Linked DNA regions of Homo sapiens: regions 2, 3, 4 and 5 are each linked to region 1. Evidence: chromatin loops called from intact Hi-C (ENCODE). Cell type or tissue: mammary epithelial cell. All regions are shown on one strand. Region 1 has its middle 270 kb from the start of CASC17. Region 2 has its middle 210 kb from the start of CASC17. Region 3 has its middle 370 kb from the start of CASC17. Region 4 overlaps CASC17 (cancer susceptibility 17). Region 5 has its middle 390 kb from the start of ROCR.

The links. Peaks named below come from ENCODE experiments on the same cell type or tissue, not always from the same donor. Only the 100,000 strongest peaks of a DNase experiment are listed, where the experiment ranks them.
Region 2: a loop joins it to region 1, with 2.9 times the contacts of the local background. A loop is called at or near these places in 4 of 110 quality-filtered maps.
Region 3: a loop joins it to region 1, with 7 times the contacts of the local background. A loop is called at or near these places in 3 of 110 quality-filtered maps.
Region 4: a loop joins it to region 1, with 8 times the contacts of the local background. A loop is called at or near these places in 28 of 110 quality-filtered maps.
Region 5: it touches region 1 in a loop (6-fold over the local background); 3 of 110 quality-filtered maps call a loop at or near these places.

What each region holds. Positions count from the first base shown.
Region 1 is chr17:71,470,791-71,475,790 of GRCh38, forward strand. No RefSeq gene overlaps it. Among named protein-coding and RNA genes, the nearest start is that of CASC17, 270 kb to the left of the region's middle. In mammary epithelial cell, a CTCF peak has its summit at 2,598; a DNase peak (open chromatin) is centred at 2,601.
Region 2 is chr17:71,410,996-71,415,995 of GRCh38, forward strand. No RefSeq gene overlaps it. Among named protein-coding and RNA genes, the nearest start is that of CASC17, 210 kb to the left of the region's middle. In mammary epithelial cell, no CTCF peak of the experiment used is centred here; a DNase peak (open chromatin) is centred at 2,046; H3K27ac peaks cover 3,251 bases.
Region 3 is chr17:71,570,026-71,575,025 of GRCh38, forward strand. No RefSeq gene overlaps it. Among named protein-coding and RNA genes, the nearest start is that of CASC17, 370 kb to the left of the region's middle. In mammary epithelial cell, no CTCF peak of the experiment used is centred here; a DNase peak (open chromatin) is centred at 2,886.
Region 4 is chr17:71,116,136-71,121,135 of GRCh38, forward strand. All of the region lies in intron 3 of CASC17 (cancer susceptibility 17), which reads right to left. Among named protein-coding and RNA genes, the nearest start is that of CASC17, 84 kb to the right of the region's middle. In mammary epithelial cell, a CTCF peak has its summit at 2,119 (motif pointing right); a DNase peak (open chromatin) is centred at 2,136; H3K27ac peaks cover 236 bases.
Region 5 is chr17:71,631,136-71,636,135 of GRCh38, forward strand. No RefSeq gene overlaps it. Among named protein-coding and RNA genes, the nearest start is that of ROCR, 390 kb to the right of the region's middle. In mammary epithelial cell, no CTCF peak of the experiment used is centred here; DNase peaks (open chromatin) are centred at 2,556 and 3,456; H3K27ac peaks cover 3,879 bases.

The DNA.
Region 1 (5,000 bases):
TTTTTTTTGAGACAAAGTCTTGCTCTGCTGCTCAGGCTGGAGTGCAGTGGCGCGATCTTGGCTCACTGCAACCTCCACCTCCCGGGTTCAACCAATTCTCCTGCCTCAGCCTCCTGAATAGCTGAGATTACAGGCATGTGTCTCGCCTGGCTAATTTTGTATTTTTTAGTGAAAGACAGGGTTTCACCATGTTGGTCAGGCTGGTCTCGAACTCCTGACCTCGTGATCTGCCCGCCTCTGCCTCCCAAAGTTCTGGAATTACAGGCATGTGCCACCGCACCCAGCCCCCTATTTCTAAGCATGAAATAATTTGAAAGATTATATTGCTGTACATGATGCACCATTCTTAGACTTTTTTTCCAAGCCTATCATATGCAGTTTGCCTCCAGCAATTGACAACATCAGTTTTACATGCAGGCATGGACAGCTACAATTTGGCAGGAAGGTTGAAGTGACCTTTTATATTTTTTTCTCATTGGAAGGGGGTCAACTTTGAGCTACATCTATAGTTCCCTTTAAACCATGCACCGTGTGGGCTGGCCTTGACGGGATCTGAGCCAGCCCAATGTAACATCTTCCATTAATGCGCCTAACTACTCTGGGGTCTTCCTCCTGTTCTGTGTGTCATAATAACACACCATGCCTCCAGCACCTTGTCAAATGTTCTTTCCTAATTTAGAAGTGTTTTATCATTCCAGGGAGGCAAAAAATTATTGTGAGAACGAATGTTAAATTATACATTCAAGAAAACATATTCCTAAGGAAAACCAGGGAATGGGCCAAATTTGACTGAAGCCCACTCAAAAATATTTTTGTGCTTCAGTTACTCTTTCTTCCAACACTTAATTTTTTCCATTTCTCCAGAATGCCCCTGATTTTATTTAACTAGTCAGAATTTTTAAATTGTAGCACCTTGTCTGGGCTGCTGTCTTTCAATGTTACTTAAGCTGCAAAATTCTTTCCTTGTTGCTTCTTTGTCTCATCTGACTCTCCCTCTAATCAGATTTCAAATTACTTTACAGCATAGAGGTAGAACAGCAATCTGATTAATTAATCTATTATGTTACATTAAAATGATAATTCATGAGTTGAATCATGTTATTTCTTTCTTTTTCTTTTCTTTTTCTTTTTTTTTTTTTTAAGACAGAGTCTCATTCTGTAGCTCAGAGCTGGAGTGCAGTGTCATGATCTCAGCTCACTGCAACATCTGCCTCCTGGGCTCAAGAGATTCTGGTGTCTCAGCCTCCTGAGTAGCTGGGATTACAGGTGTTCACCACCATGCCCAGCTAATTTTTGTAGTTTTAGTGGAGACAGAGTTTTGCAATATTGGCTGGGCTGGTCTCTAACTCTTGACCTCAGGTGATCCACCCACCTTGGCCTCCTAAAATGCTGGGATTACAGTCGTGAGCCACCACGCCCGGACAGTTCATGTTATTTCATTTCCTCATCTTTCTGAAATCATTTTATTTCCTCTATTCTATTTAATTTTTCCAGCCATCATAAATGTTAATTCAAATTTTCTTTTCCCTGACCCTCCCACCCACCCCAGCACACTGTGAGCTCCCACTTCCTGCTCTATTTTATCCTGTCACAAATTTGTAGTACTTTAATTAAGTGGTGCTACCAACTTTATACTTAATGCTCTTCTCTTTTACATGATTTTTTTCTCTCCAACTATTACAAATTATGTTATACCTTCTTGGAAGACAGAGGTTATAGTAGTTAGTAAGAGCATAAGAAAAAGAGAAAGACCAATGATCTAATGTTTTCTCTACTATTTACTGACTGTGTGATTCTGAATATGTTTGTCTTTTCAGAATTGCTTTCACATTCTCTAAAAAATGGGAATAATAAAACACCTCTTAGGTGGTATAGTGAGTAACTACATAAGGCACTAAATAGAATTTCCTTAGTCTACAGCCTGACATGTACCCTGTGCAGTAAGTATGAACTCCCTTATAGTAGGTGGGTGCAAAAGTAATTGTGGTTTTTGCCTAACTATATGTTTTTATTCTCAGTACTTGCCTCTATGCTTCACTTTCAGCAACTCATAACTCTTTGTTGATTGACGTTGATGCAATCATCAGTTTATCCTATCTTTTGTCTCTCCCTAAAAATTGGTTTATCTTCAAAAGATAGCCTGATGCTCAGTAAGTCAGTCAAGCTCTTTACAGGGAAGCATGTGATATTAACTTGAGGAGCTGCTACAGACATTGCGTAGTATACAGAAGCAGATCAGCAGAGGTCACTGTATAAATCCTGCCAACCAAGGTAGAAATTCAGCCACCATAAACAGCTATTTTGGAATGGAAAGGCTAGAGAAACAGCATGCAGTTAAAAATTAATAGTGTGCTATAAACTTTTCCTTTAAATAATAAATTGATTTTGGATTTGATAGAGTTAGAGTCCCTGTAAGACATCTGATGAAACAGTTCCAAGTGTGAGCCAGTGGAGGCACACATCAGAGGCAGGAGGACTCTGTGGCTTCTCTCAACGCTCATGCATTCCCTCCTTTCCTATCTGCGGGGCTAGGAATGAGCATTATTTTTTTGTTTGGGGTAGTTGCACTTCGGTAGGTTTTTCTACAAGCTACCCCTAGAGGGTGCAATAACCCTCTCCCTCTTACGTTCTCAGCTAGAGACCAGGGGCATGTGTACTGTTGGAAAGTTAATCTGTTCAAAGTAACAGCCAGACCCAAGTGACTCAAAATTTAATTGCAAATAATTTGGACCCAATTTTCAGCCGATTAGCCTTATAACCTGACAGTTATAAAGTGCCTACTATGTGTACATCTTCTTCTGTTTGCACAATTTTCCAATTAGACATAAGAAACATTAAATTGAGCTCCATTCCTCAATTATTAAAAGTTGACCTCTATATTTCTAGGTCAACTAGAATAGTAATTTTAAAATCTGATATTTTATTTATAAGAAGAGTGCTTTGTCTCATTTCCTACAAAAAAGAATGTTAAAAAAATGAACCCCTATTTAGTAAGTATAACTTTTAAATTTGAATGTAGAGTGTCCTAATTTGCTGAAATAAATTTTTATATTACCACTTTATATATAGATTAAAATTGCATCTTTAATTTTTTTTACTCAGACATCGATTAGAAATATAAATGTTTCTTGTTCAATACTTATACTTACTAAAACTGAGTTTGAGGAAATGTCCTCTCTAAGCCTTAGTTTTCTTAATTATAAAATAGGAGATAATATTTGCACATCTGGCACATGGCTGCTCTAAGGGTGAAGTGAGACCATCCATATGAAACACTTAGAACAATGCCTATCATATAGTAAGCACTCAATAAATACCAGCTATTAAGAAGGATACATAATTTTGTGTTACAATATTCTATAATCTTTAATAAATCACAGCTTTGTTACAAAGAGGCATATCACATAATTCTATCTAGTCATATCTGATACTATTCTAATAATTTAGATGTCATTTATTGACTATAGACATATATATGTAATGCACATAAAGAATGATTTGAGACACAAGTCAGAGTGGTTGCTGGTAGGAAAACACACACGCACAAACACACAAATTTCACTTAGTCAATTTGAATTGTGTCAGTCAATGACTTAGAACTGGGAAATTGTAGAGCTTCTTACATTTCAGTAACACCAGTGCCAATCTGTTTGTGCCATTTTAAAATGTTTTGAGCAAAATGTATTTTGTATCTTGGCAATTATGTTATTTGAATCCAGAGTACCCACTCATAAAAGCATGATCAAGTAGGGCAATAAAGATTGGAAGGATAAAAGAGATTCGATATCTTACAAGTGTCCTCTTGCAATCCACCTTCCTTTTACAGAACTAAATTTGTCTTAGAGATACTGCCAATTATCTTAAAAAAACTGTACTCCGCACCTATTGTCACCTTCTTCACTCAATAGAAAACAAGGGGCATCTGAATTAACAAAACGGAAACTCTGAAAAAGTTCCAAACGGCTTCCTCAAATGTAGCACCTTTACCCTCAGAATGTGAAGTTGACAGGTTAGGCACTGACTTAGGAATTTGCTTTTAGGTGCTGGAGATCCCCGTGACCAAATAAATCTTGCCTCACCTACTAACTGATGCTTAAAACTCCACTTTAGCAAACTCTTTCCTTTTCTTGCAGGTTTTTATCTGTGTGAGGAATATAGCTTCATGATATCATCATAACTTTATGATTTCAATCATTTAAAATCTAACACAACTGAAGAACTCGATGACTTATTAGTAAAATGGTAAGATAGAGTATTCAAAGGCACTGGTTCTCTGATAAAAAGAAGAGCGTTAGGCCAGGTGCGGATCACACCTGTAATCCCAGCACTTTGGAAGGCCAAGGCGGGCAGATGACTTGAGGTCAGGAGTTCGAGACCAGCCCCGCCAACAGGGTGAAACCATGTCTCTACTGAAAATATAGAAAAATTAGCTGGGTGTGGTGGCACACACATGTAATCCCAGCTACTCAGGAGGCTGAGGGAGGAGAACTGCTTGGACCTGAGCAACAAAGGGTGCAGTGAGCCAAAATCATGCCACTGCACTCCAGCCTGGGTGAGAGTGAGACTCTGCCAAAAAAAAAAAAAATTAATTAATTAAAAAAAATTAATTAAAAAAAATATATATATAGAGAGAGAGAGAGAGGAAGAGAGTAAACCAGTCTAGAAAAAAGACCTCCAACTCAAAGCCAACATTATGAGGACATAATACCAATTCCTTTCAAGTTTTGTTAACTCTTCCTAGGTGAATGGGTGAGACTGCATGTCTGGTTTCTAATTGTGTCTGTGCAATTTTGCTTCCCAGATGATGGCTATGTAGGGTCTTGTTTGCTGGCTTGGTCTCCTTCTATTTTCAATCTGTACCATTGTTTTAGCTTCTGCAGTATAAATACATATCTAAAGGCACATGTGTGTATGCTGCCCCGCTTTTCTGTGGGTGTTTAGTGCAAGGCATACGTGATTTGTGGCTTTGGCGGCCTGATTTGGGTTTTGCCCTTGAGAAA
Region 2 (5,000 bases), 60 kb before region 1:
AAAGTGAGAAATGAACAAAAAATATCCACATTTGGATATCCTCCTCATGATATAAAATTTAAGAAGTAGTGTTCATTTGTATGATTTATGAAAGGTTATTTCTCACACTGCAAAGGTCAAGAAAGTACCACAAAATAATGAAATGCTCTCACTGTAAGACAAAAAGGAGTAGTGGAGACTGTTTAAAAAGTTTATGCTCAGCCGGGCTTGGTGGCTCCTGCCTGTAATCCCAGCACTTTGGGAGACCGAGGCAGGCAGATCGCCTGAGGTCAGGAGTTCGAGATCAGGCTGGCCAACATAGTGAAACCATGTCTCTACTAAAAATACAAAAAATTAGCCAAGTGTGGTGGCAGGCGCCTGTAATCCCAGCTACTCGGGAGTCTGAGGCAGAAGAATCGCTTGAAACCGAGAGGCGGAGGTTGCAGGGAGCCAAGATCATGCCATTGCACTCCAGCCTGGGCAACAAGAGTGAAACTCCATCTCAAAAAAAAAAAAGAAAAAAAAAGTTCATGCTCTGTTCTCACTCATAAGTGAGAGTTGAACAATGAGAACACATGGACACAGGATGGGGGACTTCACACACTGGGGCCTGTTGGGTTGGGGGAAAGGGAGGGAGAGCATTAGGACAAATACCTAATGCATGCGGGGCTTAAAACCTAGATGACAGGTTGGTGAGTGCAGCAAACCACCATGGCACATTTATACCTACGTAAAAAACCTGCATGTTCTGTCTATGTATCCCAAAACTTAAAGTAAAATAAATAAATAAATAAAATACCTATAAAAAAGTTCACACTCATATTAAAGGACGCAGTTGGCAAATGGATAGAACTAACTATTATCATGGACTTCATGCTGGCAAGTCTTCTGATCTGTTATGAGAAGTCACAAATCTGGATTTTGATCTACAATATTCTCATTATATCCTTATTTATTTTACATATCAACAAAGCTGACTCCATTACACACATATACCTATATACTTGTAAGGTAGATTAAATAGACACATTAACCTTTTTTTCAAAAATTATGCTAAAATTACAATAATGCATTTTTTTTTTTAAATACGTGAGCCTTGAGGATGTACAAAATTGGTGAAGGACGATAGTTGAAATGTTGTGGAAGCTGGTAAGGGGATGGCCCAGTGGTAATGGATTTAGCTGACCCAAGAAAGCAAAATCCCAAGCTTGGAATGAGGAAAGCTAAATTCTCTCAGAATTTTCAAAAAAGCTCAGTCAGTGGTATCTCATACCTCTGCAACTCGGGGAGAAGGCAGGATGGCTAACATCAGAAGGGCTGAGAAGCTGATGGAGACATATTGAGAGATCCCCACCTGTCCACTGTAACACATTCTGAGCAAACTGTTCTTCCCTACACGTTTGATACTATAGATTGGTCCCGTGGCTAGTATAAAATCGAGGGTCTGTGGATTGCAGGATGGCAGACAAGGATGAGAATGTGGATACTGTAAAGAATGAAAACAAGGGATTAAGCAGCCACATGCATCCTGAATCTTAAAAGGAATCACCCTGCACCCCAGCCTTCTTTCCCCATTTGGCACCAAACAGATGGGTGACCCGATTGTTAATCTTCAGACAGGAAATTGGGAAAATGTTTTCCTGAAAATCTGACTAGTGTTCCCTTAGGATCCTGACATCAAGGGATCCCAAACCAATAGCTCCCCAAATTATTCTACAGTAAACCTAAGAGCAATTCCAACAGCATGACTCTAATTGGTGGATTAGTCTTCATAGAGCAGAAAGCCCCAAATCAACAGATAATTTTTTTTAAAGACTCTAACATAGAAGATAGTGGTCAAAATGAATAAAGAGAGGTGGAAGAGAAACTATACAGGAAAAAAACAAATTTTTCGAAGTGCGACTTATAAGTGGGACCTATAAGCCTCTGTAAGTGTAGACAGTGGAACATATTAACCCAGTGAAAAGACTTCTGCCAGATATTTTGTACGAGGCTCATACTGTAGTTGCACCAGGCATACCAGCTTGATGAGTCTTGGGTTACTCAAGCCTTACTCATGAGCTTGCCCGCTGATTTACCCAGAAAGAGATTTTGTAAACTCTCAGGGAACTGAAACCAGAGCTACTGCTCAGTTTATTTTCTCTGTGGACATCTCATGTAAGTCGTAGCAACATTACCCTATCCTTACACAGCCAGGATTGTGCTTGCTACTCAGGTACACAAACTGAACAGTAAATTGTTTAGATACATGCACAGGTGTACAAATTTAAAATCAAATAAGCAAGTAAGTGAATGATTATCCGAAAAGTCAGGATAGTGATTATTTCCAGAGGAAGGAGGGTGTATTAGATTCCTATGACCACTATTAAATAAATTACCACAAACTTAGTGACTTCAAGCAACATGAGTGTATTCTCTTATACTTCTAGAATTCAAGGGGTAAAATCAAGATATTGGCAGGGCTGTCTTTCTTCTGGAGGCATTATGAGAGAATCTGTTTCCTTTTTTTTTCTAGCTTCTAGAGGCCTTCTGAATTTTTTTTGGTTTATGGCTCATCATGACAACCTTTGGTTTCCTCATCATATCTTTCTTTTCTGACTCTGATTCCTCCCGCACCCTCATATGAGGATCTTTATGATTACTTTGAGCCCACTTGGTTAATCCAACATAATCTCCCCATCTCAAAGTTCTTACTTTAACCACAGCCGCGAAGTCCCTGTTGCCACCTGAGGTAACCTATTCACAGGTTCTGGGGATTAGGATAGAGACATCATTGAGGTGTCATTATTCTATCACAGAAGGGGATGCAATCTGGGAGAGTCACTTGGGGGTTTTTGGTTTAAGATAAGCTGCACAATGGATGGCAAGTGTTTATTTTGCTTTTTATCATTCAACTGTACATATATATTTTATATACATTCCTGCAAGTCACATGTTTCACAAAAATGGGCTACACGTGTTATATATATGGGTCAAGTTTAGCTCCTTGTGTCTAGTTAGCAAATTTAATCTAGGATAATACTTATGTTGCAGGTTTACAACAGTGAGAAAGATGATACAGAGATTACTTCCTGCTTTTCTCTCTGACACAACTGTCTTTTTTTTTTTTTTTTTGAGACAGAGTTTCACTCTGTCACCCAGGCTGGAGTGCAGTGGCGCATTATCACAGCTCACTGCATCCTCAACCTCTCACACTCAGATGATCCCCCCACCTCAGCCTCCTGAGTAGCTGGGACTACAGGCATGCACCACCACAGCCAACTAATTTTTGTAGATATGGGGGTTTCGCTATGTTGCTCAGGTTGGTCTCAAACTTCTAGGATCAAGATATCTGCCTGCTTCAGCCTCCCAAAGTGCTGGAATTACAGGCATGAGCCACCACGCCTGGCAGTGATTTCTTCTTAATTACAGCCTAATTTCCTTTGGACTTGAGGCTGTAAGCAAGAGCAATGTGTTTGTCTTTTAGAATGAAGTAGGGCAGTAGTATTAACAGTTTCATGTAATGGTCAATTGATATATGTCATTGTATTAGGCTCTTCTTGTATTGCTATAAAGAAATACCTGAGACTGGGTAATTTATAAAGAAAAGAGGTTTAATTAGTTCTTGGTTCTGCAGGCTGTATAGGAAGCATGGCACCTGCATATGCTTGCCTTCTGGGGAGTACTCAGGGAGGTTTTATTCATGACAGGAGGTAAAGCGGGAGCTTGCATGTCACATGGTGAAAGCAGGAGGGAGAGAGACAGAGAGAGAGAGAGAGAGAGAGAGAGAGAGTGAGTGGGGTGTCAGTCACACACTTTCAAACAACCATATCTTGCAAGAACTCACTCACTATCCCAAAGACAGCAGCAAGCCATGAGGGATCTGCCCCCATGATTCAGGCACCTCCCACCAGACCCCACCTCCAACTCTGTGGATTACATTTCAACATGAGATTTGGCTGGGGACATATATTCAAACTATATTAGTCATCAAAATGATAATTTGAATTTGATTTTGTTTGGTCTTAGAGGAGACATTCTTGAGGCTCATTTGAAAAAACCAATATCCCAGGTCATTCTAGACTATCTATCCTTTCCATATGTTTCAAGAACTTAACAGACTTTATACAAAAAGCCGAATATGGGGTCTAAGGAATATTTAGTTGCATGGTATATGACTAATTTTTCACCCCATGGGAGACAAAAGCGTATTCTTGGTCAGCCTCTTAGCATTTCCAGGGATCCATTTTTCTTTCCTTTCTTCCAAACTAATAAATTCTCCAGGAATGCTGAGAAACCTTCAGGCCTAAAGAATTTAGAAATTGTGGATGGTATACTGGTAAAAGCAATCAATAAAAAACTATAACATTAGAGTCTACTTGCAAAACAGGAGGAGTAGCAGGCAATCTCGACAGTGGAAATAGCCCAGGTAAACTTACATTCAATTGTAAATTGTTGAAGTGAGATACTCAACATATTGCATCTGGGAGGTTTCCCCTGAGTGTTGAATCTCCTCAAGTGATCAAACCCAAAATTTCTCTGGAAATAAAGTCAGAAATTGAATGATTTTGAAAAGGAATTTTCTTGCAGTGTTTGTCATTTTTTCCTAGTCTGGGTAAGTGGCATAAGGTAGAGAAAATTTAGAAAGAATAAAATGTTTTCAGTTATTACAAGAATGAAAATATCAATATTTTAAAATATCCAAACAAGTTGAAAGATTATTGTTGCTGTCACAAATTAGAGATGAGCAGCTGGGAAATATTGATTGTCAAATTTTCAAGTTTGGTATCTTTTCAAATATAAAATAATGTGTTTCCTAGGTGGTAGTTTAAACCATCCGAGTACATGGCTTCTTTAGAATTAACTTTAAAGGAGTTTTCTTTATTTTGGCCTAAGAGGTGATACTATCCCAGGCATCATAAAAGCATAGCATTTGAAATTTACCTTTTTAAAATGTAGATAGATTTGAACTAGAAAATAAAGAATTTGATTGAGATATGATTTCATTTGGATATTAGCAAGAAACATCAGCCAGAATGCTG
Region 3 (5,000 bases), 99 kb after region 1:
GGAGCAGAGAGAAGGTACAGGAGTTTCCCAGCATCACACAGCTAGCTGCACAAAACAAACAAAAAAAACTACTAGAAGACACTCAGCACCCACTTGTCTTCTAGATATTAACAAAACAAAGCAAACAAGAACTGATTCTTGATCCAAAGCATTATCTGGCCTGAGAGAGAGAGAAAGACAGACAGACACACACACACACACACACACACACACACACACACACACACACACACACAGAGAAACAAGATTTAAGGCAAATCATGGCATGAGCAGAGTCCCATTGACAATTGCTGCCTAAAACATCCTTCCTCATACCCCATGAAGCTGCTGTAGATGTCAGTCACCTTAGTCCTCTTGACTCAGTGCTGACCAGTGTGTCTTTCTTAAGCCCCTGACATTTGTAATTCATTCATTCAGGGGCCTCCTCCCAAGCAAATTCTCCTCTCTGCACCCCAGCCTGCCTGTTGCTTTACTCTGCCACCTGAGGATTAAGCTCCTGCCCTCCTTTGCTTTCCTCAGTGCTAAATTCTTCGGGCTTTTTAAGGTGCCATTGGACAAATCTGCATTAAAATATGAGGGAAAAAAATTAATAGAAACATCCAGTCCTACTTTCCAGAACACCAGCTGCACATTTAAAAATTTTTATTGAAGAATAATACACATACAGAAAAAAGTGAACATATCAAAAGTATACAGTGCTATGAATGTCAAAGTGAACACACCTGTGTAACCAGCAGGACCAAGAAACTGAACATTCCCAAATTTCCAGGTGTGCTCCTCATGCCTCCTTCCAGTCATGACTGCCCAACCAAGGATGCTCTCTATCCTGACTTCTAATAGCATAGGTTAGCTGTGCCTAGTTAGGACTTTATACAAATAGAATCATAAACTATATCTTTCTGTGTCTGCCTTCTTTCACTGAACATTGTTTTTGTGTGATTCATTTGTAGTATTGTGTGGCATTGTAGATATTTTTCCCTTATTGCTCTATAGTGTCTAATTCTGTGAATATACCACAATGTGATATTTAACCATTCTGCAACTGACATGGCATTTAGTTTGTTTCCAGTTCTTGGCAACTTCAATTAGTGTTGCATTTTAGTGAATGCTTTTGGTGAATATATGGTGCATCTTTCTGATGAGTATAAACTTGGGAGTAGACTGCCTGGGTCATAGGTATGCATACATTCAGGTTTATTAGACACTGCCCGATACAGTTTGGATATTTGTCCCCTCCAAATCTCATGCTGAAATGTGATCTCTAGTGTTGGAGGTGGGTCTTTCTGAAAGGTGTTTGGGTTATGAATGGCTTAGTGCCCACCCTGCAATAATGAGTGAGTTCTCACTCTATTAGTCATGAGAGCTAGTTGTTTAAGAGTCTGACACCCTCCTCCTCTCTCTCTTGCTCCCTTTCTTGCCATGGAACACACCTGCTTCCCCTTCACCTTCTGCCCTGAGTCAAAGCTTCTTGAGTCCTCACCAGAAGTTGAGCAGATGCTAGGGCCATGCTGTTTACACAGCATGCAGAACCGTGAGCCAAATAAACCTCTTTTCTTTGTAAATTACCCAGCCTCAGGTATTCCTTTATAGCAACACAAAGCTAGTTAACAAACTGCTAAATCATTTTCAAAGTGGCTTAATCAACTTACTATCCTATCAGCTTATACGAAAGTTTGGTTGGGCCGGGCATGGTGCCTCATGCCTGTAATCCCAGCATTTTGGGAGGCCACTGCAGGTGGATCACCTGAGGTCAGCATGACCAACATGCTGAAACCCCATCTCTACTAAAAATACAAAATTACCCGGGCATGGTGGCAGATGCCTTTAATCCCAACTACTTGGGAGGCTGAGACAGGAAAATCACTTGAACCCGGGAGGCAGAGGTTGCAGTGAGCCAAGATTGCGCCACTGCACTCCAGCCTGGGTGACAAGAGCAAAACCCCATCTCAAAAAAAAACAAAGAAAAAGAAATTTTGGTTGGCTGCATAGCTTGCTAAGTCTTACTATTTCCCTTCCTTTTCATTTTATCACTTTTGCTATGTATGCAGTGCTATCACATTGTGGTTTTAATTTGCATTTGCAGATGTGAATTTTAAGAGATGTTTGTAGGCATACTTATGGTAATTCAGTAGTCCTTTCCCAAGAAGTATGTTACAAAAACGGAATTGTAGGTATTCTTGATCAATATTGCCATTATCCTCAATAATGACACTATTGACATTTTGGGTTAAATAATCCTTTGTTGTGAAGGATTGTCCTGTGTCTTTTACGATGGTTGGCAGCACAACCTGCAGTTGTGACAGCCAAAAGTGTCTCCAAACATGGCTAAACGTCTGTGAGAAGGGAGGGACTCATCCTTGGTTAAGAATCACTGGTCTAGATCCATTTGGTACATTCTTAGAGATGTGTCAGTCTCTATAAGGTCTTAGAGATAACACAAGAAGTGGGGATGTCTACACAGAACTAGTTCCACAAAAACAGCAGTGTGCAGCCCAGGATGGCAAGGGAAGGAAGTCTGTCAGGACCTCTGTATATGTCCCATGACTCAGGAGGCAGAAGTTTATTTGCAACACTTTAAGAATGTGTGGGTGCAGCGCACCAGCATGGCACATGTATACATATGTAACTAACCTGCACAATGTGCACATGTACCCTAAAACTTAAAGTATAATAATAATTAAAAAAAAGAAAATTAAAAAAAAAAAAAAAGAATGTGTGGTCGCCCTTTCACCACCACCACCAAGATTCTTCTGCATGCTATCCAACCCACCTTGAAGGGAAACACAGTCATTCAGAAAGATTCTAGCCAGCCAGAACCTGCCCACTAGTGGGAAGCTAAATAGTTGGTTAGATGTAATTTGTTTTTAAATTTGCAATATAAAAGAAAAGACAAGTTGCCAGGATATACTTCTCTTATTTACATAGCTTAAAGCAAATATACTTTGAAGCCAATTTTTTTTTTAATCATCAAGGATGTGTGTGTGTGTGTGTGTGTGTGTGTGTGTGTGTGTGTGTGTAACAAGAGGAGCAAATAGGTAATAAAGCCTTGAGGTAAACCGAGATGAGTGTTGAGTCTGGCTGTATATTAAAAACATTGTCAGGCTGGGCGCGGTGGCTCACGCCTGTAATCCCAGCACTTTGGGAGGCCGAGGCGGGCAGATCACGAGGTCAGGAGATCGAGACCATCCTGGCTAACACGGAGAAACCCTGTCTCTACTAAAAAAAATAATACAAAAAAAAATTAGCTGGGCGTAGTGGCGGGCACCTGTAGTCCTAGCTACTCAGGAGGCTGAGGCAGGAGAATGGTGTGAATCCGGGAGGCGGAGCTTGCAGGGAGCCAAGACCGTGCCACTGTACTCCAGCCTGGGTGACAGAGCAAGACTCTGTCTCAAAAAAAAAAATAAAAATAAAAATAAAATAAAATAAAAACATTGTCTAACGTTGTTTACAAGTGTACTGAGGTCTCTAGAACCAAAACCTTAGATTTAAATCCTGGCTCTGCCACAGAATGTTGGGTCATTTAATTTTATTTAATCTGCTTGTGCTCCAGTTTCCTCATCTGTAAAATACAGTTTATAAAATCTAAACTATCTCATAAAGTTCTTTGGAGATGAATAAGTTAATTGTCAAAAAGTAACAATTCTGTGGAACTGGTATTATTACTTTGCCTCACTAAAAAAGGAACTGTGTTCCAAAAGGTGAAGTACGTTGCCTAATATCACATACTTAATTTTAGTAGGGTTAAATCTAAAACCCAGTTTCTGCAGGATTTTTATTAGACAAGAGGCTTCAGGTGTAATGCATAGGGCTTGTGGCCATCTCTGCTGCAGACCCCTGAGTCTTGCAGGAAATCCATAATATAAAACCCCTACCCTGCTCCCAAACTACAAAAACCCCAAATACCTCAACCCTGTTTTAAATTTTGTTTTAAACTTTAAGTTTTTCAATGATAGGAGATTTTTTTAAAATCTGTATCAATTTTAGTAACCACTTTTTCTTAAATAAGCAGTGCAGATAAGCCATGTCAAAAAATCTACTAAGAAAAATCAAGATTGACCTAATGGAAATGAAAAGACAGACCAAATTCAATGTATTAAACATTTCCTTCTTCCATACTCCCTCAGAGTTTATTGTTGTGGTTGTTATTACTTAGGTTAATCAAGCTCCCTAAAAACACAATTTCTGCAGGCAGGTTTTTTGGGTGTAATTTTGGCAGAGTGGCATGGTGAGAGTGGAGTGAGGATGGCAGGATTTGAAAGTAACTGAGGAAAAAGAGGTGGCAGTGACATTCGTACATGTGATTTTATTCCTTGCAAATTTTGCAAGACAAGTGGAATCTTTGGATGATTTTTGAAAACTATTTGCAAGACATAATTATATTCCTGTGGAAAGTATTTGAGTTGGGCCAACCTTCCACTGCAGAAAATTATGGGAGAAAATCAGTGGGCCTTTTTGCTGAATAAAGGCTGACAATAAGGCCTTATAAATCAATTAAAGTCAGATTTATACACCTAAAGCCCCAGATCATTCTGCAGACTTCCTAGGGCAATTCAGCTTTGTTATCCATGGACTTGGCCACACCAATTGTCCCTTGCTTAACACTAAATCTCAGCTGTCTGAAAAATGAAATTAAACACGTAGAGGCTTTTACACTGAAACTATTTGGAAAACCATGACAACTCTCCCCAAATTAGGAATCCCATCAGGGTCAGAAAGAGCTTTTGCTAACACCAGGACTTCGGAGCTTGGGTTCTTAATCCGGGTCTCTGCGTTTCAGAACCCTGTTGTTTGTTTCCATGAAGGCTTTACTAGTTTTATAAGAATAAGGCCAACAATTGGTCACACGCAGCACAGAAGAGAATCCAAGCACAACCTGTGACAGCAAGGCAACCCTACAAGCTTAGGACCTGCGGCAGATGCCAAGGTCTTAGGTCAGCCCTCTGTGTGAAGAGACACCTTCTGTCTTCTGAACTAGTGTTCATATTTTCTATTACCCATAA
Region 4 (5,000 bases), 350 kb before region 1:
ATTTATAATCTTGCAGGTACGTGGTAGCTATTGTTGTAGTTACAATACTTACAAAATACCTAAAAAACAGCCTAATTGACAAGCATCCTGACTGTTTGCATTTACAAGTCAATTTCATTAAAGAATTACCTCATTTGATCGTCACAGAAACCACAGGATATAGATATGACTGAAGAGATTAAGGAGCTAGGAAATAAATCTGGGACTCTGAAAACAGGTCTAATTCTGATCCTGAGAAGCATCCAGGTTGTTTGAGAAATGAAGACCAATAAGAATGAAAGCCAAAGAGGAAAATGTGGGTGTAAACTGACTATAATAGAATGCTACTGTTTGCATAGAAGTTTATAAGAACAAAATAAGACAGAAGAGAATGAGAAGATCCAGGACTATGAGTTCAGTATTGTGCTTGTTTAATATCGAGATTTCAGTCCTACTGAATCATAATATCTGGAAATGGGGCCTCGGAAACTGAGTATTTAACGAGCTGCCTATGTGATTTTGATGAATAGTCAAAGTAGAGGGCTACAGTATAAAGAATGTTCCTGTATCCTGGGATGAAGCAAAAAGAATCAGGACACAGAAGCTGGCAGCGGCAATAGAAAACAGAAAGCTTAGAGGACATGTGTCCACTTATTTATCTACGAATATTTATTAACCATGTATAATATTCCAAGCTCTGTGCTGGGTGCTAGGAGACAATGGTGAGTAAAAGAGGGAAGGCTTTTCTACTCATGAAGTTTACACTCAAGATAAAACCTCCTAAAGAAGTAAAGAGACCTACTATTTGATAGCACAACACGGTGACTATAGTCAAGAATAACTTAATTCTATGTTAAAAAAAAACTTGAGTGTAACTGGATTGTTTACAACTCAAAGGATAAATGCTTAAAAGGATGGATACCCTATTCTCCATGATGTGCTTATTTCACTTTTTATGCCTGTATCAAAACATCTCATGTACCCCGTAAATAGATATACCTACTATGCAACCACAAAATTTAAAAATAAAAAAAGCAAAGAGAACCCATGATGCCAGACTGAAATAAAAACAGTAAAGCAGAGGATATTTTTAAATTGCTCTAAGATTTCTAACATAAAATAGTAGGAAAAGCGTGGCTTCATTTAAATGAAGGAATTGGGAAATAATAATATTATGATAAGAAATACATTCCCCCCAGTTTGGGTAAGACGGGGTTTCAGCTGATGTGAGGGCATGTTGAATTTGGGGTACCTCTGAAAAAAAATAGGAATGGGAGAAAAGTTAGTCCAGGGACAGGCCTAGGAAAGCAGGTATTTGTCTAATCTGATGTTTATTGGAAGCCATGAGAATCAATGAATGTATCCAGAAAGTGAGACTATGAACAAGACAAATCTGATGGTAACATTTTTAGCTTTAAGACTCACAGATAAAAAGCCAGGCAAAGAGAGAAAGTGATCATATTCAATGAATACAGGAGGAAAGATGAGAGCAGAAAGAATCCAACTAGGAAACCACACAGTTGGAAACCAACGAAGAATTTTGAGGATGACGTTGAGGTCATGAAGAGGTCAATGAGCATAAGGATTGAAGACACCCACGTGAGTAAATCAAATTTAACACTTTGGAGAGCAGATTTAGGAAGACAATGAGAAATAAAGGAGAGATTTTAGAGTGCCTGACAGCAAGTAGGCAGATACAACTTAGGGACAGCGGATATAGGTCACTAATGAAGAATAAAAGTTTAAAAAGTAGCTCGAAGACAACCTGAGCATTACTGAGAATAGGAACAACAACAACAAAACCATGTAAAGGAAGTAATTGAAAAGTACAGAAAAAGAGTGGAAAATTCTATAAATGAGGAAGAAATGGCTCCAGGGGAGTTTTAATAACTAGAAATAACATACAACCTTTCAAGTCATTTTATTCCAGAAAAAGATTACCTGTATCCATTTAAACGCAATTGTTAACTGTGTTTTCTTTCATTTAATTGTTTTAGGTTCTGAACATAGAAGAGGTCTGTTTTCCTATCATTCGACACTGAAATGACGTTTCCAGGATAAAATTCTCCAATTCATGTCGAGTGTGCTTATCCATGTTTTCCCCAGGTGACCATCTAACCCCCTCAATATTTTTTTCCACCAGGTGGCAATGCCCTCTTACTATTGAAGAGCTGAAAGCTCAACATGACAAAAACAGTGAATAACCTGGGTTTCTGAAAGAACATTCTGACAACTGTCTTTGTTTAGAAAGTTGACATTTTCATCAGAGTTGCCTCCTGGAAAATCCATTACAGATTCCCAAACTGCTGATTATACACAACCTGAGAAGAAATCTAAGGGAAGGTGACTGGCTGCTTTATATCAAAAGAAGGTCACCTAATGTCTTAAACTCAAAGTGTGTTTTTTTTTTTTAGAAAGAAGGAGAAAAGGTTTTTGATAATCTGAAATTTTGGCAGCATAGGGCAGATAACAGAAAGTCTGATCTACTCTCAAGAAAGAAAGGATGGATAAAACAATTGATTAAGAAAAAAAACACAAAATGAGAGAGTGAGGGAAAATTTTAGGGATTGATTTATATATATTTTAAATTAGTAATCAATAAATATTTGATGAATGAATGAAAGGACAGAAAAGAGAGTATCTGATGAAATGCAATATTCTATGATCTAGTACTCCAGAAATTGTTGAAAGAAAAGGAAACATTTTGAGAAACATCAAGTTTAGAATATAGACTGGAACAGGGGTCAGCAAACTGTGATCCATGAGACCATTCTGGCTTAACACCTGTTCTTGCAAATAAAGTTTTATTGGAACAACCACATTCATTTATTCACAAATCAACTATGGCTGCTGCCATGTGCTGTAACTGCAGAACTATGTGTTTTCCACATAACACCAGGCCCACAAATCCTAAAAGACTTACTAACTGGCCCTTACCATGAAAAGTGTGATGATTTCTGGAGTAGCATTTAAGGACATGGGTTTTAGAACCAGATAAATATAAACTTCAGTCTCAGTTCTAACACTTAATAGCTGTTTGACCTTAACTAAATTGTAAGGGTTAATGTAGGCCTTGCTTTTAAAACACTTAGCACCCTGCTGATACACAGAAATCATATTACTCATTACTATCTCTCTTGTGTAAACTCAATGAGAAACTGAGATAATTTCCTCAACTCTCATTAATCCTCAAAAACGAAAATATTTTGTAATTATAGACAAACGGTGGAGAATAAATGTACCTCCTTTTAATTCTGGCAAACCTGCTTTCTCCAAATAACTCCTCTCTGTTTCCTTCTCTTTCAGTAGAGTCAAACTCTTGATGACGGTATTTAGCAGTTGGTAAATGCCTAGTGTGCTGAGTCTGTGCAGATCTGATACTCTTCACAGTCCCTGACCAAAGCCCCGGATCCTGAATCTTACAAAATGCAATGGAATCTTGAAAAATAGAAAAGACATGGGGCAAGTATTCAAAACTTACCCTAAGTGCTTCTGACCCTGAATAGCTAAGGCTCAAAATTGGCTTACAGAACATGCAATGATGATTTTGATGGTTTTTCGTTCTAGTTTCTAACTAATTCAGTGTTTGGCTGCCAGTAAGGGCCTTTGGCAAACACCTATAGGAGAAGTGTCTAAAATGTAAAGTGAATCACTGGAAATGGGAACTCTGTCAAAATAAGGGAATTAAGTTCATTAAAGGTGTGGTAGCTTAATTTACTGTGCCAGTTCATACTGATCAGGGTTGGCACTGAACACTCAGCTAGTGCAAACCCACCCAAACTTGGCAGAATAAATGACCCCAACCAATCCAGCCTCTTGGCTTTCTCTCCAGGTTAAATGTGCTTAAATTAGTAAAAATTGGGTTTGGACTATGGGCCTTTCTTGTCTTCTAGATTGGGGCTGTGTTGTATCAACTCCATGAGACAAACAGCAAAGACAACTTTGCTCATGGGGTAGAATGGTTGACATCTCCAGGTGAGAAAAATGGCCTCAAAAGTCCCAGAGTCTTTGGGAACTGCATCAAACAACCAAGGAATTTATGTCCAAACTCTGTAAACACACATTTCCAAGATGGCATTTAGGTAGATGGCCTCTTGGTAGAAAACTAAGTAGGTCCCTGGAGAGCAAGACGTGAGAGCCAGGTGAGGCTGCTCCTGGGATCACTATAACCACATTGGACATGATACAAAGTCAGGAGGTAGTGTGTGGGATGTGATAGGGGTCCACTTGCTGACACACAAACCTTAAAACCTAGATGAGGTTCACGTGGGCATGGGGTACCATGTCAAAACACAGTGTGCCAACTACTTCTATGAGGAGCACGGATTTGCCTCACCATAGAAGAGGAGAGCTGTAGGTGTTTCAACTGACACTTTCACAGATCACTTCAATATATGGAAATCCTATTTTGCATGTGATTTACACAGTTGAATTTATTCAAAAGAGATTTATGTTGTAATTTGCTAAGTACTCTGAATAGAAAATTAAAGTGACTGTCCCTGCCCTCATAGAGCTGATGTTCTGGTAGAGGAGACAGGCTTTTACATGAATAGCTATAATGGTATTTGAATAATAGCAAACAACAGGCAAGGGCAGGGTGCTAAACAAAGAAAGGAATTAAAGAAATTAAGTAATGCTTTGTCAAATGGTGATGTTGGACCTGCACCATGAGGGATATGAAGATAGTGTCATTCCCTGGCCCTCTGCCCTTCATTATGTTTTCTAAAAAGGGACCAGAAGATTTACTTAAAAAGCAGCCATAACTATAAATGCATATTCTTCTCTCCTTTTCCTCAGCTCCACATTTTACTAGCACTGTTGGATTTCCCTAGGACCCTAGTGAAACAACCAGAAATTTGGATAAGAACATTTAAGAAAAATAACGTATCTCTGTTTCATTACACGTGGATTATTTTTTTGATGTTTCTTTCTGTCAGTCAGAAATGGACAGGTGAAAATGTTATGTAAACCCTCAATATCAGTCATCTTTATAGTTACACTAGTATTCCAGCCATTCTTTT
Region 5 (5,000 bases), 160 kb after region 1:
CAGTGGTTGCCTGTGGTCAGAGGTTGAAGAATTGAAATTGACTACAAAGGGGCACAATTTTGGGGCTGATAAATGTTCTATATTTAGGTTGTGGAGGTGATTACACAGAGTTATATTTTCAAAATTTCTCAAAGTATATGCTCAAAATGGGTGCAGTTTATGTAACTTATACATATTTAACTTATGCCCCAGTTGATAATTTCTTATCTTCTCCCAATACCAAAATACATACCCATCCACAAACTCTGCCTACACCACCCCTATCCATATGCTGTGTCTGTGGACTCTTTTCTTGGGTGAGTTCCTTCCCAAGTGGTGCCTAAACAATTTAAGCAAATAGGACCCTGGGTACTGAGGTACTTTGTAAGCCCTGTCTGTATGTTTGGCCATATGAGTTTAGATATTATTCAATTTTACTCCCTCTGGAATTTGCAGCTATTCAAATCTACACAGTAATGAATGACTAAAAGCTAGTGGCAAAAGACAAGTATTTAAAGAATGACAGAAACAGGAAGAAATGCGTATCTGGGGAAAGTCATTAACTGTCTTTCCTGTGATGAGTGACTTCCAGAGGGCAAGAACAAATATGTTCTACATCAAAGTATCCCTGTATACTTTTGAAGGAAGTTATTTCTGTCTGCTCAAAGATTTTATGAAATGCTATACTTGGTGATAAGTTACCACTCTTCCACCCCCTCACTGGCATAGAATTACAACACAAGAGAATAACAATTAAATATTATTTGAGCTGTGGTTTAGAATGCATATATTTAGGACTTTAACAGAAATGACATTGGGTGGCATTTGCTGAAGAGCGGTATGACATGAAAATCAAATCCTTGAGAAAATAAATGACCACTCTACCAGAATGCTTAAGGTCAAGTCTATGGAGAACATTGTACCATCTTACAACTATTTTGATCTTCAGTATTTTTCTTTTTTGAGAAACATTTCTCTGATTTCCTTTTATTTAGACTTGTAGTTGAAGCAGCAGGCAAAAATAGCAGGCCCATAAAAGATCTTTTCTCCATTGATGTATATACGTTTCTTGATCATTTCTATAAACTCAGAAAGTCACATGGATATTCCAAAAATGGTGTCATATGAAAAAGTCATTTCCATCATAGTTTGTGATATTTTTCTGTATGTGCAGTTCATGTATTATATTCACTATGGTGTCATTTCATAGAATGAGGCTCTCTGGGTAGCAGGAGAAAACGCTAGGCAAATAGGGAAAACATCTGAGATTAAAAGTTTTCCAGGAAATATGTCATAAGGCAACACTAAGTATATGAATCATTGAAAGAGAACTATCTGGAGATCTCTGGGGACAAAAACTTCTAAGAATCATAAAAATGTGTTATCATGATTCCTGCTGGTAACTTGAGCCAACTTCAAAGCTTTCTTTCGGGGATTATGCCAAGAGTACCCATTATCAGAAAGGAGTAATTAGAGTGAATTATTATTATGTCCAACCTGCCTTAGATGGAGTACAGCTGCTGAGTCACACTATAAAAATGAAATTGGAGCATTCACCTGCTTATGTAGTTTGTTTGAATTGTATATCTGGTTTTCAAAGCCTGAACAGTGACACCAGAAAAATAAAAAGTCATCACAGAGTTTAGCAGACATCAGATTTGAATGCCCTCTTCTTATGTATTGCAACAAGGCAATATAATTTTCTGGACATTTTTAACACTTTAAAGATTAATTAGTTTTCATGGGGTGTTATTTAAACATAGAAATTTTATTCTATCATAAAAATAACCATTGTTCCCAGATGTGTCTGTTTAACTGTATTTATAGTGCTTGCAGTTGCAGTTCCTGGAGCCTCACTATCTGCTGCAACTGCTTCATAAAGGAAAATTTAGACAGAAGGTCACAATATAATAAAATCCTTTCTCATTCACTTCTGCAATGAACTTGAAAGGAACAGGTGCATGGTCTGGGAGGAAGACTGATTGATGATTGATTATCCAAAAGATTGCTTCTTTTTTTTTTCTTATTTTTCTTCTTTTCCTTTCCCACTCAGTAGGTTCCCCAAAATATCATGAGAAAGCAGTTTAATACAAACAGATACATCTTACTCTAGTTAAAAAAACAATTATGAAGAAGTAGAATGACATAGACAACTGATAAAAGAAGATGTAACTCATTTTTTCCCTCATTTTTGATGCATACACATCTGGGAATTTCATACACAAAGTTAAGGAAGTAAACAGATGTCTGCTGTTGATCGCCATCTCTGGTGAACTTTCAGAGCCCAGCAGTAATTTGCCCCGTGGCTCTCTCCTTATCAGAAGGGCATTATAAACTCTCACCTGGGAGTGAGCACCGCAGCCTGCCCAAGCAACATTCATCTGGCATCAATCCTGGTCATAAAACAAGCCCATGAGTAATATAACAGCCCAGGTGTCTACAATTTCCGACTTCCAAACCATCTGAAAGCATGCAACAACTTTCAAATCACGGTTTCCCTATCTCTATTTAAGGACAGTGAAGAGAACTCTAAGAATTGTAACCTAGTCCCAGACATACTTTGGTTGAGTGTAACACTCTTGCTCATTTCCCATCAAGACAGCAAATACTGTGAGTGATCAAAAAGGAATGACATACTCCAGGAGTGTAAAAGCAACTGGACCAATATCAGCAATGCAGGTTGCATAACCAGCAAATGCCTGATCTTGAAAAGATTGTCTTGACTTGCCAATGTGTTCTTCATTCAACAGCTAGGAGAGTATGTTGGTGGTACCCAGACCAAGAAGCCTCGAACATCTGAAGTGGTTTACACTGCTAAAGACAAGACAGCAGTTGTGATCAAAAACATTTCTAGCTGAATATATATTTTTGTCCTGGGTTTGAAGACACAAAAATAATGTATAGACCCTAAAGTTTATACTTATTTTAAAAATTAGGGAAAGAGAACTAGATAGAGGTGATGGTTGCAAAATGTTGCGAATGTACTAAATGCCACTCAATTGTACACTTTAAAATGATTAATTTTATGTTGTGTGAATTCCATCTTAATAAAAAAGAATTTTAAATGGTGAGAAAACATTTACATAAGGAATTAAGGCCAAAACACTCTGGGAACAATTCCTAAATAATTCTTTCATTCCACAAACTTTTTTTGCACACTTATAAGCAAAGTAAATACTAAGTAAAGCAATACTAAGGTATGGGACTTAGAAAATTAAGACACTATAAAGCAAAGTAAATACTAAGTAAAGCAATACTAAGGAATGGGACTTAGAAAATTAAGACCCTTATATTCTCATCCTTCAAAATCCCCAGAGGATTTAAAGCCAGGATACCTAGTCTTTTGTTGTTGTTGTTTTTGTTGTTATTCTAATAAAGACTTCTGGGAAAGAAAATCTTTTCTCGGTCTTATCAAGCTAAGGTTCTAGGGTTAGACAGCCTGGCTTCCATCTGTGCAAGTCTAAGCATGCTGGTTAACCTCAACAAGTCTCACTTTTCCCATGAAAAAAGGAAGACAATAAAGAGATCAAACCTCAGAAGGATGTTTTGAGGATTTAGATAACACAGGTAAAGCATGTAGTATAATACTAGCATTAAATTGATATTAAGCTTGATTGTTGACATTATTATGTAGCTTTATCATTTATGTCAATATAATGTTTAAAATTGTTTTTGCTTCCTTTATTTTTCAGCACATTTCCATGATTGTACAGTATATCTTAATGATAATGAAATCAGCAGCTCTGAATCAAATTAATTTTTAAAAGATTCTAAACGTGGTGTATCTTACTGGTATAGTAACCATGATACTGGTATAGGACCGTGATACCATAGATTCAACTAACTAGTTAAGAGCTCAATAATCAGTTAATTCTTTTCTTTTCCTTCAAGTCTCCCCATTCCTAACTGTTGCAAAAAAAAAAAAAAAAAAAAAAAAAAAAACCAAAACAGAGGAAACTCTGTTACCTCCTAAGATAGGCTTGCTGTCTTGTAAAATAGCATTCAAGCTAGTGAAAGTTTTGGGGGAGAATAAGAGTGAAATAAATACATCTACTTCTACTTGCAGTTTATTCTTTTTCTTTTTTTGTGAAAAATTAACTTTATTATTTTATTGAGGAATAATTTACGTGTAACAAAACGTCCCATTTTAAATGTACAGTTGGTGAGTTGCAACAAATATATACTCATATATAACCACCACTACAATCAAGATAGCAAACATTTCTATCACCCCCCAAGATTACCCTTGTGCCTCTTTGCAATCAACCCCACCCCGTCCTTTGCGTCAGGCAACTATTTATCTGCTTTATGACATTTACGTTAGTACAGTGTCATCTACAACACAGCATTTGCAAATTATGACCCACAAGTTTTTTTAGTAAAGGTCTAAAGATAAAAATATTTTTTACATGTTTAAATGATTTTTCAAGAAGAATATTTTATGATAGATAAAATGCTTATGAAATTAAAATCTCCGTGTTCACAAATAAGGTTTGATTGTTACAGTCACACTCCTTCCTTATATATTGATTGTGGCTGTTTTTGAGCTGCAGTGACAGAGTTAAGCGGTTGAAACAAAGACAATATGGCCTGAAAAGCTGAAAATACTTACTATTCGGTCTTCTTACAGAAAATTGAATTAAACAGTGTACGATCTTTTCAATCTGGCTTCTTCGCTCACTGTAAGCTTTTGAAATTCATCTATACTGTTGCATGTAATAGCAAGTGGGCCTTTTTACCGCTGAGTAGTATTCCATTAAATATACCACAATTTGTTTCCTTACTGCCATACTCACATACATATGAGTTGTTTCCAGTTTGGGGCTGTCATAAATGACGCTGTGTTAAAATTCTTACACAAGTCATTTTGTGTTCATATGTTTTCATTTCTCTTGGTGAAGTAGCTAGGAGTAGACTTGTTGAGTCACATACTAAGGGTATGCTAATGTGATAAGAAACAACTGTGAATTAGACTTGCAGTTGCTCCATGCCTTTGCCATTCCAAAGACTGGCAAGAATTT